Regions from separate parts of the Mus musculus genome. Here region 2 is linked to region 1. The links are chromatin loops, found by intact Hi-C in ENCODE. Cell type or tissue: left cerebral cortex. All regions are shown on one strand. Each heading gives the region's core, and the rest is flanking DNA. Links, peaks and the distances in the headings are about the cores only.

What was found. Peaks named below come from ENCODE experiments on the same cell type or tissue, not always from the same donor. Only the 100,000 strongest peaks of a DNase experiment are listed, where the experiment ranks them.
Region 2: it touches region 1 in a loop (2.3-fold over the local background); 7 of 42 quality-filtered maps call a loop at or near these places.

Annotation. Positions count from the first base shown.
Region 1 is chr1:30,869,190-30,877,904 of GRCm38, forward strand. It overlaps a transcript of Phf3 not described here and Gm7256. Among named protein-coding and RNA genes, the nearest start is that of Phf3, 10 kb to the left of the region's middle. In left cerebral cortex, for the core only: a CTCF peak has its summit at 4,746; DNase peaks (open chromatin) are centred at 4,150, 4,505 and 4,755; H3K4me3 peaks cover 2,609 bases; H3K27ac peaks cover 1,863 bases.
Region 2 is chr1:30,785,808-30,794,522 of GRCm38, forward strand. It overlaps the pseudogene Gm2914. Among named protein-coding and RNA genes, the nearest start is that of Phf3, 73 kb to the right of the region's middle. In left cerebral cortex, for the core only: no CTCF peak of the experiment used is centred there; DNase peaks (open chromatin) are centred at 4,097, 4,490, 7,381 and 7,706.

The sequences.
Region 1 (8,715 bases), core at 526-8,525:
CACTATTAGGCAGGAACTACTGTCATTATTATCGCTTTATAAGAAAGGCGCTACAGCCTCCAAGTTACACCTAGTCTTCAGTGTAAGCACAGAAGAGTTTTAAACTCACTTGAATGACATTAAGGTCATTTCTTAAGGAGTGATATAAAAACATCATGGATAAGGAGGTAGAGTTGGCTGCTATTCCTTACACAGGACCCACGTCCAATTCCCAGCACCCACATCCTTGCTTAGAACTGTAACTCAAGTCCCAGGGGAACTGAGACTCTCTTTTGGCCTCTGTAGGAAGCAGGCACATATGCAGACAAAGCACCCACACAAATTTAAATTATTTTAAATTTTTAAAAAATCTATAGATAAATACTAGGTTATCCTTCTAGAATAGTCAAAGAAAACTGAAATATTTAGGTACAATCCTATAAGTAACTGCTCTACAAACTTCAAATTCTGTTTCAGTTATATGAATTAGAATCTACCAGCAAAACCTCATAAAGGGAAACATGACGATTAAGTCTGTGTGAATTTACCCAAAAAAACAGATAAATGCCACTCTGCCTATGAGGACCCCAAAGACTAAAGCAGACCTATGAACTTAGAGAAAGAACTAGCAGGCAGAAGCCGAACCTGGCAAAATCAGAACTGGACCAGTCAAAAGCAGTAAAAGGAAAAAGTTCTTTTTAAATTTTACCATCATTTCATCTTTTACATAGCATTCAACAGCAGTACAAGTTTGAATTAAGTGCAGAAGTACCGTCATAGAATGGGTACTAACAGCCAGACCAACATACACTTAGCACTTAAATATCAGAGTCTGTAAAGTGGGTACAATTAGTATGTCTCTTCTATAGAAGAGCAATTCAAACTCAAATGGTTATGTAATTTTCCAAAGCTCACATACCCAATATCCTCAAAATACAATACAGGCAGCATGATTTCTGAGCCAGCACTTCTACATTTTATTTTATGCACTCTCCTTACATAAAACATTGTTTCTATAACTTTAATAACACAACAAAATCTGTAAAATTGCTAAGCAAATACCCCACTTTTCTTTAAAAATAAAGCAGGAAGTATGTACTTTGCCACACTATACACATAAAAAGTAGTATGGCTACACTCAGTGCATATGCACACATCGTCTGGAGGAAAGTAAACTTCCCAGCTGAAGTTCTGAATGTATTTTCTCCCTACTCCTTGGTTTCACATGTCCACCCACACTAATACCAATTACAGTATTATGCTTAGCCTGTCTATGTCATCTATCATGCCATTCAAAACTGTCTGATATATGTGATTATGTCAACAGATGAAAACTTCTGGGCAATATTTAAGTCTCAACTATTTTCTTAGAGCTTTTCTTCACAGTGCAAATGATCAAAAATGTAATTCCTGAAGTATGGAGGTGCCCACCAATACAGGCAGATCTCTGAGTTTGAGCCCACCACTCTATACACTGTACTTCAGGCCAGCCAAGGCTATGTAGTGAGATACTGTTTTAAATAATACTTATCTCTAACAAAAAAAAATTGTCTAAACATAATGTATGGTACTTGGCAATTCATACAATGTTTTCCTAACACTTGACTTGCCTCCTTAAATTTTAATACACTGATTGCTTCTCTAATGTCTTTAAATCCTGTTTTTTGGTCAGAGCTGCTTGGTTTCAGATACTTTTAATCAAACCAGTGCTCTGCTATCCCCTAGTACATGTAATCAAGCAACAATTACTCCCAGCGTGCTCAATAGAGGCAGGTGGATCTCTGTGATGTCAGCCTGGTCTGCAGAGTTCCAGGACCTCCACAGCTACAAAGAAAAACACTGTAACAAAAAGAAAAAGAAAAGAACAAACAAAAAGAAAAAAGAAAAGAAAGCAAAATGCATCAGAAAAGAAACACTGTATGACCTTGCCAAGGAATCCAGTTATTACCTATTTTGACACCTGAAACAAAAATGTAGGCCTGCTTTTAATTAATAAAGAAGTTTTCTAAATATCTCAATAAAAATAAACATCTAAACTATCTCTCTCTCTCTCTCTCTCTCTCTCTCTCTTTCTCTCTCTCTCTCAGTTTGTATCTGTGCTGGATCCCATTTATAGCTATCCTCAGCCATATATATGAACATAGCAGTGTAAATACAATGCTGTCTGCACAAGTGTGAGTTATTATTTTCCTACCTGAAAACTGGCCTTCCTCTTCTCCATTTTATTTTTGCTTTTTGTTGTTGTTGCTTTTGTTTTTTTGTTTGTTTGTTTGCAAGTTCACTTTCTCCCCTGGACCAAGGCAGCTGCTCTCCCCAATGATAAAGGCTCACAGCAGAGCCCTCCAATATAATGCTTTCAAACTTTCTGACATCAAATTCAATGTGTACATTTGTGTACATGTGCATGTTTGTGTGAGTGTCTGTGTCTCCCTATGTATACACCTGTGTATATGTATGATTCTCCAAAAATCTAAACTCTTAATAGGATTTTATGATTGGATAATGAACTGTCACTTGCTGCCTTCCAACTTTTGCCAATAATATACAGACCAAAAGCTCTCAAACTTTTCTTCACTTCGCTGATTCTAAAACAGAATATAAGTTTAAAATTTTAATAATGTAGCTTTAGCTAAAATAGTTTCAACTTCTCTGGCCTAAAATTCTTAATCTAACTTAATTCCTACCTACATTTATAGGCCAGTTTTTTCTTATGGCATATGAAAATATACAGCATACAAATGTACCTAAGAAGCTTACCCATATATAACTAATGTGGTGCATTAGGTAAGCACACTGTTCTTCCACTAGGAAGCATGAGCACTCTAACCAATTACACCACACACGCTCTTCAGGAAACACCAATAAAGTGTACAACAGGCAGGAGAAAACTTCAGCCCTACCAACGAGCCACTTGTCCTCTTGACAGGTCACTGGCACAACTATAAAAATAAAACTTAAAATTTCCGGTCTTAATTCATTTTAAATGGCGCATTTCGCCTATGCAACAAGTCTTTCTGCTGCTAATGAATTATCTCTGTGGCTTCATCAGAGCAAAGGTTCCTCAATTCTGTTGTCATTGAAAACTAGAGTTCTCACATGCAAGTAAGTGGTCATGAAATGACAAAGAGGAGTTAAGAATTATTGTGAATACAAATGGCGGGCAAAGAAAACAGTGGGAAGAAAAACTACCACCTAAGTATGTCAGATGCTAAGGACTGCTGTTTGAAATAACTGGTTTTTCTCTCAACATCTTCTGTGCTCTGAAATAGCACTATAAATTAAAAACATAAGGATGCTACAACAGAACACTTCCTGTTTCATCTGTCTTTTTAACAACTAAATGTAACCTACGTTTTCAAAATGCCAAACACAAGAATTTTTAAGAAGGCAGGAACCGAGATGTTGGTTTGGAAATTGAAAACACAAGACAAAGTTTGATGGCAAAATACGAACTAAATACAGCAGTACAATTTGCTGTGATCAGTTTTTGTTTTTTTTTTTAGTGTAAAATAAGGTAACAAAATTCATAATGTGGGGCAAGTCTAGATTGTTCGATCCTTTTTTAAAAAGACCTGTCGGAAGAATGAAGACTAACATCGGGCCGACATTAAAGCACTGCTACCTCCCTCAAACCGCAACGGCGCTCTACTAATGGTTACTCAATAGCAATAATAAACACACATTCAAATTGTAACAACTAGGAAACCTCATTTAGCTACCCAGAGACAGGGAGAAGAGGCACCTGGGGGACAGAGCCTCTGGCTGGAGCGAGCTACAACACTCTCTCCTCTCCCTGGGTACCCCACCCCCGCCCGGTGTCAGATGATCAGTTATTTAGCACCATTAACACGTACTTATCGACTAGTGGTTCATTAAATTACACGTCCTGTCGGCAAGCAGGACTCTTCGGGCTTCCCATTTCAAACTAGTCAAAAGGAGCCGGCCCACAGTCCCGGTCCCCAGCACAAAAGCGCGCGATCCGCAGCCTCAGACACCCCGGATGCGGGGACGGGGACCGGCCTCGGGCGCGGGTCGGCCTCGGCGGGGACCCTGGCCGGCTGCCAGGCTCCGCGAGCGGGCTGCGGCCACCGCGCCGGAGACCCGGGGCCTTGGAACCCGGAGTAGTCCGCGACGCCTGCCCGCGCGGCGGCGACAGAGACCCGGCACGCTCGCGGGCGAGAGCCGAGGCCCGGCGATCGCGCGGAGGCCGCGCCGTCACCGCCGCTTCGGGCTCGCGGTCCAAACGGCGGGGCAGGCTGGGGCGGGGCGGGGCGAGCCGGGGAGGCCGAACGGCCCGGGAATATCAGGCGGCCGCTGCGCGAGGTGGGGGTGCGGGGAAAGGACCCGGGCCGCCCGCGTGGGGGGAGGGAGGCCACCGAGTGCCCGTCGCGGCGGGCGCCGCCACTCACCCGCTCCGCAGACGAGCGCTGCCACCGGCAGCCAGAGGAAGATGGAGGCCGCGGGGCCGCGGAGGAGGGGGCCGCGGAGGGGGTGCGCGCAGGGCGTCGGCGTTGCTGCCTGGGCTCGGGGCTCCCCGGCCCGCGCCGCCGCGGTGACGACACTACGGCCGGCCTGCGCTCCGCCCTCCCCGTCCGAGCTGCAGTCGCTGCTTCCCTGAGCCCGGGGGTCGCTCGCCTCGTGGAGCCTGTGCGGCGCCGCGAGAGCCCGCAGCCATCGGCTTGCGGCGGCGGCGGCGCGGGAGCAGGAGCGGGGCCGCGTCACGTGACGCCACTGTTTACCGTTCCGGGGGCTGGGGCAGCGTGCGCCGCGCCTGCGCGCTAGAGCCTGCGCGCAGCCGCCCGCGAGGCTCTGCCAGGCCTCTGCGGCCGAGCGGGGAACACACGCTGGTTGCTACGCGGAGTAGCTGGAAAACAGACAAGGCAGAGCGGACCCGTTAGTGCTTGTACTTACTGGGTGTCAGATGAAAATGGAACCGTTAGGCCTGAGTATTCCGGGTGCCGCTGCCCCCACCCTGCAGCCCACTAGCTGGGATGGTCTCAGAATTCCAAATGCCTGGTTCAAGAAAACGTTCCTGGGGGGATAGGCGTGGTTCATCACAGTGCTGGAGAGGCAGAGGCATTCAGATCTTCAAGAGTTCTAGGCCAGCCAAGGCTACATAGTGACACACCCTGTCTCTAAAAGAGAAACATTCCTGAATACCAAAAAAAAAAAGAAAAGAAAAAAGGAAAAAATTCTTGGTAAGCAATCTTCAAAATACGATCTGCAGTCCTTGGACGACCCCTGCAAGATGTTACCTTCCAGAAATACCTTATTCCTCTGACCATAATGAGTCAAAGTTTCTTGCAGAGAACCGGTTAAATACACTTCAAGTTTTCAAACAGCCTTGATACATTGTAGTAGGATCTATCATAGCATCTGTGACAGACAATAGCACTTAGGGTTACTTTTTGTTATCTCTTAAATGTTTTTTTCTTAAGTTTCCAATGTATCAATAGACACAACTATAAGGTAAAACCCCTGGAGTCCTTCAGTAGTGTGTTGAAATCCAGAGAGCAAACACGGAGTCCACAACAGTTTTGTTTACCCGATCCCAGCCTTCAGTTAAGTGTTATGGTTTAACTGTTGCCTGTCGTAGGTCACTGTAACCAAAACGAGCCCCTTAAAGACCACGATTGAGTCTTCAGTCTGCAAAGACAATTACAACGTTTTCAGCACTTGCGGAGCACCTTACCCTGAGGTCTGAACTCTTCCTTTAAAAAAAAAAAAACTTTGTTAGGTTAAACCTCACAGCGAGTATGCTTTGCATAGTAAGATCAGCATGAGGTAGAACAAGCCACAGGCATGTGTTGACCTGCTCTTTACCTTCTCTGTCTTCTGGTAAGTTCGTAGCTAATAGCAAACATCTACAAAGAAGCTTATGTTGTCCTCAGTCAGCTGCAGTTCTAGAATGTCATCTCCTGCTGTAAGTATCTAAACCACACGTCTTTATTTCACGGTCGTTTTAAATGCGGGTGTGTGTGTGTGTGTGTGTGTGTGTGTAAGAAAGAAAAATAGAAATGAATAATCAGAAACTTTGACTTGAATTGTTTGGTAAGGAATTGCAAAAAGTAAAATATTCTAACTCTTGTTAAAGGGGGGTAGGAGGTAGGATTTAAGAATTGACAAAAAACATCTCTTCAGACAAATCTTAATAAATTCAGGACAAAACACAAAATGAAGATAAAAATACCAGTCATAGCTTAGTCACATTCACCTATCAAAGATTTCTGATCCAAACAACAACAAAAAAAAACCCAACAAACAAAAACAAAACAAAAAAACCTCAGCATCTTTGATATAAACATGGTATTTGTATCTTTTTTTTTTCAATCAGGTACCCAAATCCACATTTGTCCACTACTAGGCTTTTCTTCTTTTTTAAGAGTATTTTGTCTTTTACCCATGTCATGGGTTACAAAAGAAAGGAGTCCTGGGTTATTAATGGCAATAACCACCCACGGGTCCTTTAAAACACTTAATGGCTAATATCAGATGATACGAGTAGCATTAAAGTCTAACTTAAGACATGAATTTAGTAGAACACAAAACTAATAGTGTGTATTTATAGTTGACCGAAAATTATGGGAAAATGCCACAATTTGGACCTTGCAAAACAAAGTCCAATTAAAATAAAGCCAAGGAAGACAGTATATAATACAAATGCCCAAATCAGTCTTGATTGCCAACCCAAGCAGCCCTGGGGGCTCATCTGCTCTTTCTTGAACAGCTGAGCAGCAGACAAGGGACTAGGCTTGCCCAGCCTTAGGCAAAAGATTATGTTTGTCTGAAACACCATTGTTGCCATAGATAGAACAAGCCCCTACAAGTCCCTGTTGGCTGTCCTGTTTGATGTCCTGCCTTAAATTCTGGAGATCCCTGGGGCCTCTGGGGGCCAGAGTTTTGCATCACAGTTTGTGGGTGTGACCCTTGCTGGTCCTCCAGCCATTAAGGCTCTCATTCTAGGGTGACCTCTTGTTGCTGGCCTCTGACCAAGGCACTCTTAGGACAAAAGGATCATGGTTCACAAGGAGGCTAGGCAAGGTTGGGGACTCAGAACACGGTTGTCAATTTTCCAATGTCTTGGTGCCATAACACAGAAGCATCATGTCACAGGTGCTAGATCCTGTAGTCTCTGTTGGCATTGTGCCACTTGGACACTCTCTCTGGGACAACAGCTGGCACCTTCCAGTGTCTCCCTGCACTGGGTGTACCCATCACTCAGGACTATTCAAAAGGTCAAATTGGAGATGGTTCAGGCTTTATACCTTCAAACCCAGCAGTTTGTTTGTTTGGTTTGGTTTTTCCGAGACAAGGTTTCTCTGTATAGTCCTGGCTGTCCTGAAACTCACTTTGTAGACCAGGCTGGCCTCGAACTCAGAAATCCACCTGCCTCTGCCTTCTGAGTGCTGGGATTAAAGGTATGCGCCACCACAGGCCAAACCCAGCAGTTTTAACTTAGGATGTGTCTTAGTCAGGGTTTTACTGCTGTGAAAAGACACCATGACCAAGGCAAGTCTTATAAAAAAACATTTAATTGGGGCTGGCTTACAGGTTCAGAGGTTCAGTCCATTATCATCAAGGTGGGAGCATGGCAGCATCCAGGCTGTCAAGGCACAGGCAGAGCTGAGAGTTCTATGTCTTCATCAAAGGCTGCTAGTGGAAGACTGACTTCCAGGCAACTGGGGTGAGAGTCTTAAGCCCACACTGACAATGACACACCTATTCCAACCAGGCCACACCTCCAGATGGTGCCACTCTGGTCTGAGAATATACAAATCATAAACATAATTGGGCATTTGGAGCTGGCTACAGATGGCTCAGCAAGAAAGGCACCAAGCCTGACCACCTGAGTTCAAACCCTGGGGTCCATATGGTAGACCAGGGGTTCTCAACCTGTAGGTTGCAACTTTTTGACAAACCTCTATCTCCAAAACTATTTACATTATGATTCTTAACAGTAGCAAAATTACAGTTATAAAGTAGCAACAAAAATAATTTTATGGGGCTGGTGAGATGGCTCAGCGGTTAAGATTGCCGACTGCTCTTCCAAAGGTCCTGAATTCAAATCCCAGCAACCACATGGTGGCTCACAACCATCTATAACGAAATCTGATGCTCTCTTCTGGAGTGTCTGAAGACAGCTTCAGTGTACTTACATATAATACATAAATAAATATTTTTTAAAAAAATAATTTTATGGTTAGGGGTCACCACAGCACAAGGAACTGTGTTAAAGGGTCATGCCATTTTGAAGGTTGAAATCTGATATAATCGAAGAAAGCCAATTCCTGCAATTGGCCACTGGCCTCCACACCTATATCATGGCCCACACACCTACCCTGCAACATAAGTCAACGTAATCAAGTATTTTAAAAAATAAAGTACAACATTTGTGTAGTAAAATTTTCTGTGGAAACCATTTTGAAGATACACACTGTCATGTTAGTTTAGAAAAGGTTTAAGTATTTTTATGTTCCAACATGAGATGAAAACAGAGGCATAAATTATCTAGAACTTTTTTAGTGAGATAACCATTGAACATCACAGTCTCACCCAGAACACTGTATCCTGACAGGCTTTCTCCCATATTGACTTTCCTTCCAAGCATGGCTAGCCAGGTGAGCCTTCCACATGATTCATGGATAAAAGGAAGTGCCCTCCCTATTCAGGAATGGATAATTGCCATCACATACCAGTGGTCAGCAGAGAGTAGCTAGTAAGGCAAGATCAGATAAA
Region 2 (8,715 bases), core at 303-8,302, 84 kb before region 1:
GCACATGGTTTGTTTTCCAGGCTTCTGGTGAGTTACTATAAACATTAGAAAGTTTAACTTAGCACCTGTTCAAATCCTCAAACTCTTCTCCACAAAACATGGGAGAGCATCTCTTCCAGGAGCCTCTGGCAGCAGAAATTACCAGACGTCTGAGTGCTATAAAACAATAATGTGACCATGCAGAAGACTTAATTTTTAAACAACATATGATCTGAATGGCTCTCCAAGGATCACTTAGAACAAAAGAGCCACCCAGATAAGTAAATATGTTAAATTGTTACAATGAAATTGTTCAACATTGTCCATCTGGGTGTTGAAGAACATCCACCTAAGGAATAAATTCATTCTTTCAGGCATTGGCACTTAACCATTCTGTCTGTCAGCAATTAGCCAAACAGGTTCAATCGTTCACCCAACTCCCGGTAGAATCTGACTGTAACCCATACTTCCAGCAAGGACAGAGATGCCTAGCTTCCTCTTCTTTCACAATCACCAAATGTGTACAAATTGCTAAAGTTAAAGAGGAGATGTGAAGTACTAAGAGTTGACACTGTTCTGGATGGGGAAAAAAGGTCTTTTCTACCCGTTAGATTCTTACTGGGCTGAAGCTTAAAGAGGCAGCAGTGAAACGGTCTGCATTCATGCACAGGCCTAAATGCTACCGAAAGTATCAAAGAGCTCTCATTTCTTCTTCTCTGATTAAATGCACAGAACATAGCTATGGGTCCGGAGAACAGCTAGCGCGTGCTAGATTCAACGTGTTCTTCATTAAATATGACACAAGAAACTACAGAAAGAACAGAACAGTGTGGTTTCCTGAGAACAAAGCCGTATACATGCGGGCTACCCAACTGAACTTGAGGGTTGTAGTATGCGGAGACACTGAGCTATCAATCTATTTTGAGTTCATTTTAAAGAGCAGTGATATGGAATTCGTCTATTTTTAGAGGCTGGGGAGCTTGCTATTCTTGCTATTCAGAGGAAGGGAGTAATTCAGTCCCCAGCCCTCCCACCAGGCAGCTCACGAGCTCTATCCTATTCCAGAGGATCGGACACTCTCTTCTCTTCCCCATTGGCATCGGGCAGATAGCGTACACTCACACCAACACCTAAATAAAAATTATTTTTGATCATCTATTTTAGAAGTCCTATAGCCACCACAGAGGACACGAGGTTGTATTCCGTTTAATGGCATTGAACCTATTTGGCTATGAAATGAGCAGAGAGGCTGCAGCCGAGGTAGAGCAGTATCAACATTTCTAAGGGCAGGCAAAGAACAGAGCTAAGCATTTGAAGAGGACTACTTTAAAAGCTATGTGGAGGCCGGGGATGTACACCAGGCTCCAACCTTCTATCCTTACAAAGACTCCAGATTAACTCCAGATATTCAAAGGAAGCCAGGATTGCCTGGCGTGGTGGTGTATTTCTTTAATACCAGCACTTGGTAAGCAGAAGCAGGAAGAGTTTGAAGCCAATCTAGTCTGCCGGGATGACCAGGACTACATAAAGACCCTGTCTCAAAAAAGCAGAACAAAACAAAACAAACAAAAGCCCTATTCTCCTCAAAATCTAATGACTCAGCCTTTGCTAAACAAAGCAAGAGTCCAGAGAAAGGGCTAAACGATTCAGCCATGAGTACTGTGTCTCTGTCCCACAGAGCAGGCAAAGCAGACGCAGAAACCATCTGTGCCCGCTCTCCTTCCTCTGAAAGGAAAATGAAGAGTGTCTGGGGTTCACTGTCTGTTCTGTCTCAACACCAGCAGAGGAGACTCATTTTTGTCTCACTTGACAGGCTAGCACCAGAGTCCATAAGCCGACTTGAAACTAAGTGAGCCAGGTGTACTAGGTACCACACTCCTTTAAGTCGCAGCCGTGGGAAGGCAGAGGCAGGTGGATCTCCGTGAGTTTGAAAAGAGCCTGATCTATACAGCAAGTTCTAGCCAAAGGGACATGGTAAAAAACGTGTGTCAAAACAAAACAAAACCCCAAAGGGATCAGGATACATAATGCCAGAGCTAAAGTTCTACAAGAAGACCCCAGGGTGCCCAAGCTATCAGAAGAGATTTGAGGGGTCCAATGGTTTAACAAATGACTAGCAAGCAGCATATGAAAAAAACAAAACCACCAATGATCAGGAAAAAATGGAAACCAAAAGCAGATCAATATATTGTCTTGTTCTCATTGTGGCTATTATCAACAAGGAGGGCAGGAGGAAGAGAGATTGGTTTAGTTAAAATATTCTGGAGAATTGTTTCATCAAAAATGTAAATAAATATAACATTATTATATGGTGACACTAAAGTAATTTAAGAAAGTAAATTATCCACCAAACAGATTGGGTAAAATGTATATGCATAAACTGTGGAATATGATCCAGTCTCAAAAAAAAAAAAAAAGGAAATTCTATACTATCATGAATGACCCAGAAGGCATCTGTTATGTGAAGTAATGCAGACACAAGAGCAGACACGAAGGCAAACATGTAACAAGTGAACACTGAAAATTTAAGCTCATAGAAGGTGTATTACCTTTGGCTGGAACACGGGAGGATGGGGGAGTTGTTAGTCAGAGGACACAAGATCTCCGTAAAGCAAGAAGAAGTTCAAGGGCTCTATTGTAGATCACAGAGACTTACATTACCGTGTTGAGGATTGCTAGGTGGTCTGGCCACAAAAATAAGTATAGGTATAAAGGTAGTAGTGTCTCACCATCCTACATGTCAACCCATATCATGTTGTACATCCTAAATACTTACTCGTCAGTTAAAATTTCTCAAACAATTAGCATAATTTTGTTGTTATTATTAACACAACAAAATATATTTCAATACAGAGCAATGATACTATGGTTTAAATGGGTTTAAATTGATGATCTCTTTTTTTGAATATTTTTTTAAAGAAGCTTTTTGTGTTTGGTTTTGTTGCTCCCCCCCCCTTTTTTTATTTATTTTATGCATAAGATTACACTGTAGTTGTACTGATGGTTGTGAGCCACCATGTGGTTGCTAGGATATGAACTCAGGACCTTCGGAAGAGCAGTCAGTGCTCTTAACCACTGAGTTATATCTCCAGCCCTCTTTTTTCTTTCTTTCTCTCTCTTTCTTTCTTTCCTTCTTCTTTTTTTTTTTTTTTTTTTTTTTGGATAATTAAGATGAGTTTGATTGACCTGAGTTGTAAGCAAATGTCTTGATTTGTTCTCAAATATTATTATTATAAGATGCATGTGCTAAATACAAAGTTATTGGTTGTATATTGTTGGTTTTTAGGGTTTCTGTCACTGTAATAAAACATGATCATAAACAACTTGGGAAGGACAGGGTTAATTTCAGTGTGAAATTCCACAGTACAGTGATCACTAAGGGGAAGTCCTGGCAAGACTTCAAACATGGCAGTAACTGGAAGGCAGGAGCTGAATCAGAGGTTATGGCAGCCTGCTGCTTACTGGCTTGTTCCTCCTGGACCAAAACTAATAGTATAACGAAAAAGAAAAAGGACTGAGATGTACCTTGGTGACAGAATGCTGGATTACCGTGTACAAGACCCTGAGTTGAAACCTTGGCATTGCCCTTCCCAAAAAAAACAGAACAGAAAGGAAGAAAACGGCCATGAGGAAATAAAGAAGGAAGGTGGGAATCACTAAACTGTAATATCTATTTCTATATCTGGGCATTGTCGTAGTTCACTGTTTCTTGTGTGCTAGTTTGGAGTACTGCAGTACCCATAGAGTCTTAAACAGGGAATTCCAATTAGTATACAAAACATACTTCTTCCCAGCACCTACCAAATGTGTGTGTGTGTGTGTGTGTGTGTGTGTGTGTGTGTGTGTGTGTACTGCATGAGGGTACACACACATACATCTGTGTGGATATGTATATGGAAGCCACCTTATTGCCCTGACACAGGGTCTCTCACTGAACTAACTAGAAGCTTGCCATTTTAGCTATGCTGGCAGGCCAATCAGTTCTCAGCATCAACCTGTCTGTGCCTACCTATGCTGGGCATAGGACCAGTATATACACCCATACATAGCTCTTTACTGGGGTGCTGAGGATTAAAACTCAGCTCCTCATGCTGGCAGACCATGTGTTTATACCCAATGAGTCATCTCCTCTGCCTTTCTACAAATATTTTCAGACGGCTTCTCTCACAGTTTCTGCCTCAAAGAGTGGTATTCCATAGCTACCTTAAGTCTCCCTATTGGGTACCTCACCTGTTGTTGCTAGTGAAGTCAAGGGTCAGAGCTCCACAGTGTTTCTCTGAAGAAGTAAGACTTTCCCTTTGTACATTATGCTCAGCTTCTTGAGTCCTGTGTTGGTTCTTCTTTGAACCTAAAGTCAAATTCTGCAAGAATGACATTTCTATCTTTAATTTCAGCCTCTTCTACTTTTCTATGCTCAACTTAGGAAATAAATTTGGCATAGAGTTTGAAAATCAATCCAACTGGCCACAAAACCTGTCTGATCTTCTTGCTGCAAATGTGGAGGGTTTTTTATTAGTAGGAAAACCTGTCTGCCTGGCTCTGTCTTTAAGATGAGTTGTCAGTCTCCTAGAAAATGTGTACGTCTCATATGCAAATAGATTTCTGGCAGACACCCTACCATTCTGCCAGATCTGCCCAATAGATACAGATTACATGAGAGTAGACAGGTGCAATGTGAGCTGCTCCTGCCAAATTACATGTGACTAATAAGGCAATGCCTTCCTGGGAGATTGTAGACTATACTAAGTCAGAGGATATCTGAAGGAACATGCAACAGATTTAAATTGAATGTTTCTTATTTGCTAAGTCTCACATGATGCCTCAAAGCTGAGAATAACTAGTTTGTGTAAACTCAAAAGTCTAAAAATAGTTTATGGATAATTAGATAGCCTGACATATCTACTGGAATGACAAAAATAATAATAATAACATGATGGTTCCACATGAGGATAAAAACTTGGAAAATCTTTGTCACACAGTACAGTCTATGCAGACTGTAACATGGTACAGTCACTCTAGAAAGCTGGGTTGGCAGCATCACCATTTGATTTCTGTTGCTGTGATAAAATATCTTAACACAATGCAACTTAAAGGAGGAGGGCTTTTTTTTTTCACCATTGCAGGTTACAGTTCATCATTTAGGGGAATCTGAGACAAGAGGATCTTAAAACAACCGCTCACATCACATTCACACTCAGAGCAAAGGGAATAAACACATGAGTGCCTATTAGTGCTCAGCTTGCTCTCTACATTTGTGCAGTCCAGGATCCCCTGCTAGGTTTGGTGCCGCCCATAGTGGACATGGTCTTCCTATGTGAATTAATAAGACAACCCTCACCACAGACATGCCTACAGGTCAACCCAATTTAGACAATCCTTTATTTAGACTTCATTTCTAGATGATTTGAGATTGTCTCAGGTTGAGAACTAAAAGTAATCCTCCTTTTAAACAAGTTCCTTGTTTAAAACAAAAGTACACATCATCCCTAGAACCAAACATTTATACTAAAATCTTCATATTTCTAAAATTCAAAATTATGCTCACACAAAAACACATCTATGAATGGTCATAATAGATTTATTTTTAAGGCACTGAACTGGAAATAACCCCAGTGTCTTTTAACGAATGAATTGTTGGACAATTTGATGGATCTAAGCCATGGGAAAGGTCCAATGGCAGAATGTCATCTACAAATACAAAGGAGCATCCCACTTGGGAATCACACAAGCATCCACAAAGCTCTCAAGGACAATGCATAAGAGGAGACAGGAGGTCATCCATATGGATACAGGAACTAAACAGGTCCTATCATCCATCTCCAGCCTATGTGTAAAAAAGGCGGTATGATGAGAACCGAAACTTTTAATGAAAATAAACTTCTGAAAGAAGATTGTACACAATAAGAGGAAGGATTTGAATGTACATTTTAAAAAAGGAAAATAATATTAAAAGTATTCACAGAAAACAGAGACCCATGCCAGAGAAGACTCACAATTTCTTCCCCATGGACAGCTTCTGCCAATCCACACTGACACACTCTACTGAACCAGAGTAGAGAGAGGGAGAAATATGTCAGAAACAGACCTGAGTTCCCTGGAGTAAAGAGTCAGGAGCACCTGATCTACATCTAAAGTATCTTCCAGGCAAGAGTCTGACTGAAGTTTTCCCTGATGGCAGGGCAGTAGCAGGGCATCTGGGGCTCACAGGTGCACTTCCACAAAGAACACACACAGCAGGAGCCTCGTGGGAATGGCTAAGAGAAGCCATTGACCAAAGAGGTAAATTATCTCAAGGAGAAGTGGCGTCTCACAAGCTCAGAGAGATGTTAGTCTTTTCAGTAACTTCAGAGTGGAAAGAGTATCTAAACAGCAACATTGTAACTGGAAAGGGCATCTAAATAGCAACATTGTAACTGCAGGGAGACCACATCCAGCAGCTAGACCAAGCAGTTGTAGACAAGGAAGACATGCCCTACTTTTTTTTTTTTTTTTTTAATCACGGATCCTCAAAATGTTCTTAGAGAAGCCCAACACAGCCAAGTGGGGCATTGAGCAGCAGAAACAAGAAAATGCAACACAGTCCATATGAGACCTGCCCCACTTTCCCATCACCTTTCAAGCCTGCATCAAATACAACTCAAGTTAGACTTAAGTAGAAGATGGGGAATACGGTTCAGATTCAATGGGATGTTTAAAAACAGAAAACATTTCCCTGAGACCTGAAAATGATCAAAGAGTTGAGGGACTTTACCCAAGATATCATCAGGAATAAGAATGACAGAGCCCCCAGGCAGATCTGAAGGAAAAAAGCACACTGGTTCGTTTCAATAAATCACAAGTCATTGAAACTTTTCCCTAGATCCCTGGAGCAATGGAGCCCCGATCTGGTCCCATGTGTTCTGATGAGATATATCCCCCCTCAAAGATTTTCTAGTTTCAGAATCTATGGTTCAGTAAATCTGGTGCTGCAGTATTACAATCCAGCTGTTTCTATGTTACCAATTAGTCCAATCTTTTTTGGATTTCCATGCTGGCCTGGTGCCAGGCAATACTGAACAAATGGGAAATGTATCTGGAAGACTGGGGTCCTTTTTATAATACCAAGATCATAGAGTGGCCGTGGAGTTTGTTCAATATCGGTAACACTTAAGTTATTACCTATTATTTATTCCTCTCTGAAAACTTCCTTCCTGGAATAACCCTTAGCACTGAGTAGAACAGGAGAGAGGCAGAACCCAGTAGATCAGTGATCTAAGAGAAGCAGTTTGCTGAACTCTTCTTCAACCATCCTGTGTTCATGACGAAGCTCTTTAAGGATGATTCACTGCAAGAGTGAGATCACAGGTTACTCAGAAACCTGAACCTTTCCGGAGTTTCTCTCAGCGAGCAACAGAGGAAACACCTGGCAGCTACTTTCAAGATGACAGATCTGCCTTACTCAGCTGGGGTCCTGTCGCATCCTATTTGTAGCCTCTACCTACTTCTTTGGGGAGACCCACTCATATTCAAGGGGCATCGGAACACTCCCTCCCTCACTTAAGCTGTAAAAGCTTTTCCTTAGTCAGCTTTCTGATTGAGTCCTTGAAAAAAAAAAAAAAAAAAAAAAAAACAGAAAATAACCTTAAAGAGGAAATATTTTTAAATCATGCTTGGATTGCAGTGTCTCTTTGGAAGCCCACGCACAAGGCACAATGTCTTGCTTGCCTTCCTGTTGCTGTGATAAAATACTCTGAAAACGGCAACTTAAGGAAGAAAGATCATTTAGCTCACTATTCCGGGTTATAATCCATCATTGTGGGAGAAGTCCAGACAGCAGGAACTTGAAGCAGCTGGTTACATTACATCTATAGTCCAAAGCAAAGAATGATGCATTCATGCTTGCATGCTACTGCCTGGCTCCCTCTCTCCACATTTACACAGTTCAGAGACCGCTGCCCAGGAAACGGTTGGCACCACAGTGGTCCCAGCTTCATCTGAACATAATCAAGGCAGTCCCCCCACAGATCTGCCTATTGGTGAAGACATCATGCGCTTCATTCAGATACAGCATTCACAAGCTCCTGAACTGGAACTGACCTGCAAGCTTCCTCCGTGCAGACTAGCTTACATGGTAAAAGAAGGCATCACACAAGCTTCCAAAGGGACAAAGCAAGCAACAGTCCAACCCAGCTGTGTGCCTGTGAACCCCAGCAGTGAGAAGCATGGCACAATAACCCTAAGGGTTATGGTGGTACACAGTCCTTGGCAGTAACAACAGCTCTTTAATTGAACGTAAAACCCACGCAACATATAATCTCGCCCCCTTTCTCCTATTGGCCATGGGACATAACTACCATTTGTCTTAGTATATACATGGCTTTTTGAATGTTTGAATGATTCTCTGGTCACAGTATAAGCAGAACCTTAGTGTTAAAAGCAAAACTTACCACTTACTCATGAGATGGAGTGTTAAAACATGTACACTTTTGGTATACATATACACATTCGTATACATATGCATGTACATGTTCATATACCGATTAATGAAACAGATGCAACCGATTTGCGAGTGAGCAGGGCTGTATGGAACGGTTGGGAGGCAGGAAAGTGGAAAATATCTCAAACAATTTCACTGTTTTAATTTTTTTTTCAAGGAACACATGACTTTAAAGTGACAGAAGTCCAGCTTCTAGAAGCATTCCCCCCGCCCCCACTCCTTGCCCCCTGCCCCCCTACTTCGCCGTATCCACACACGGT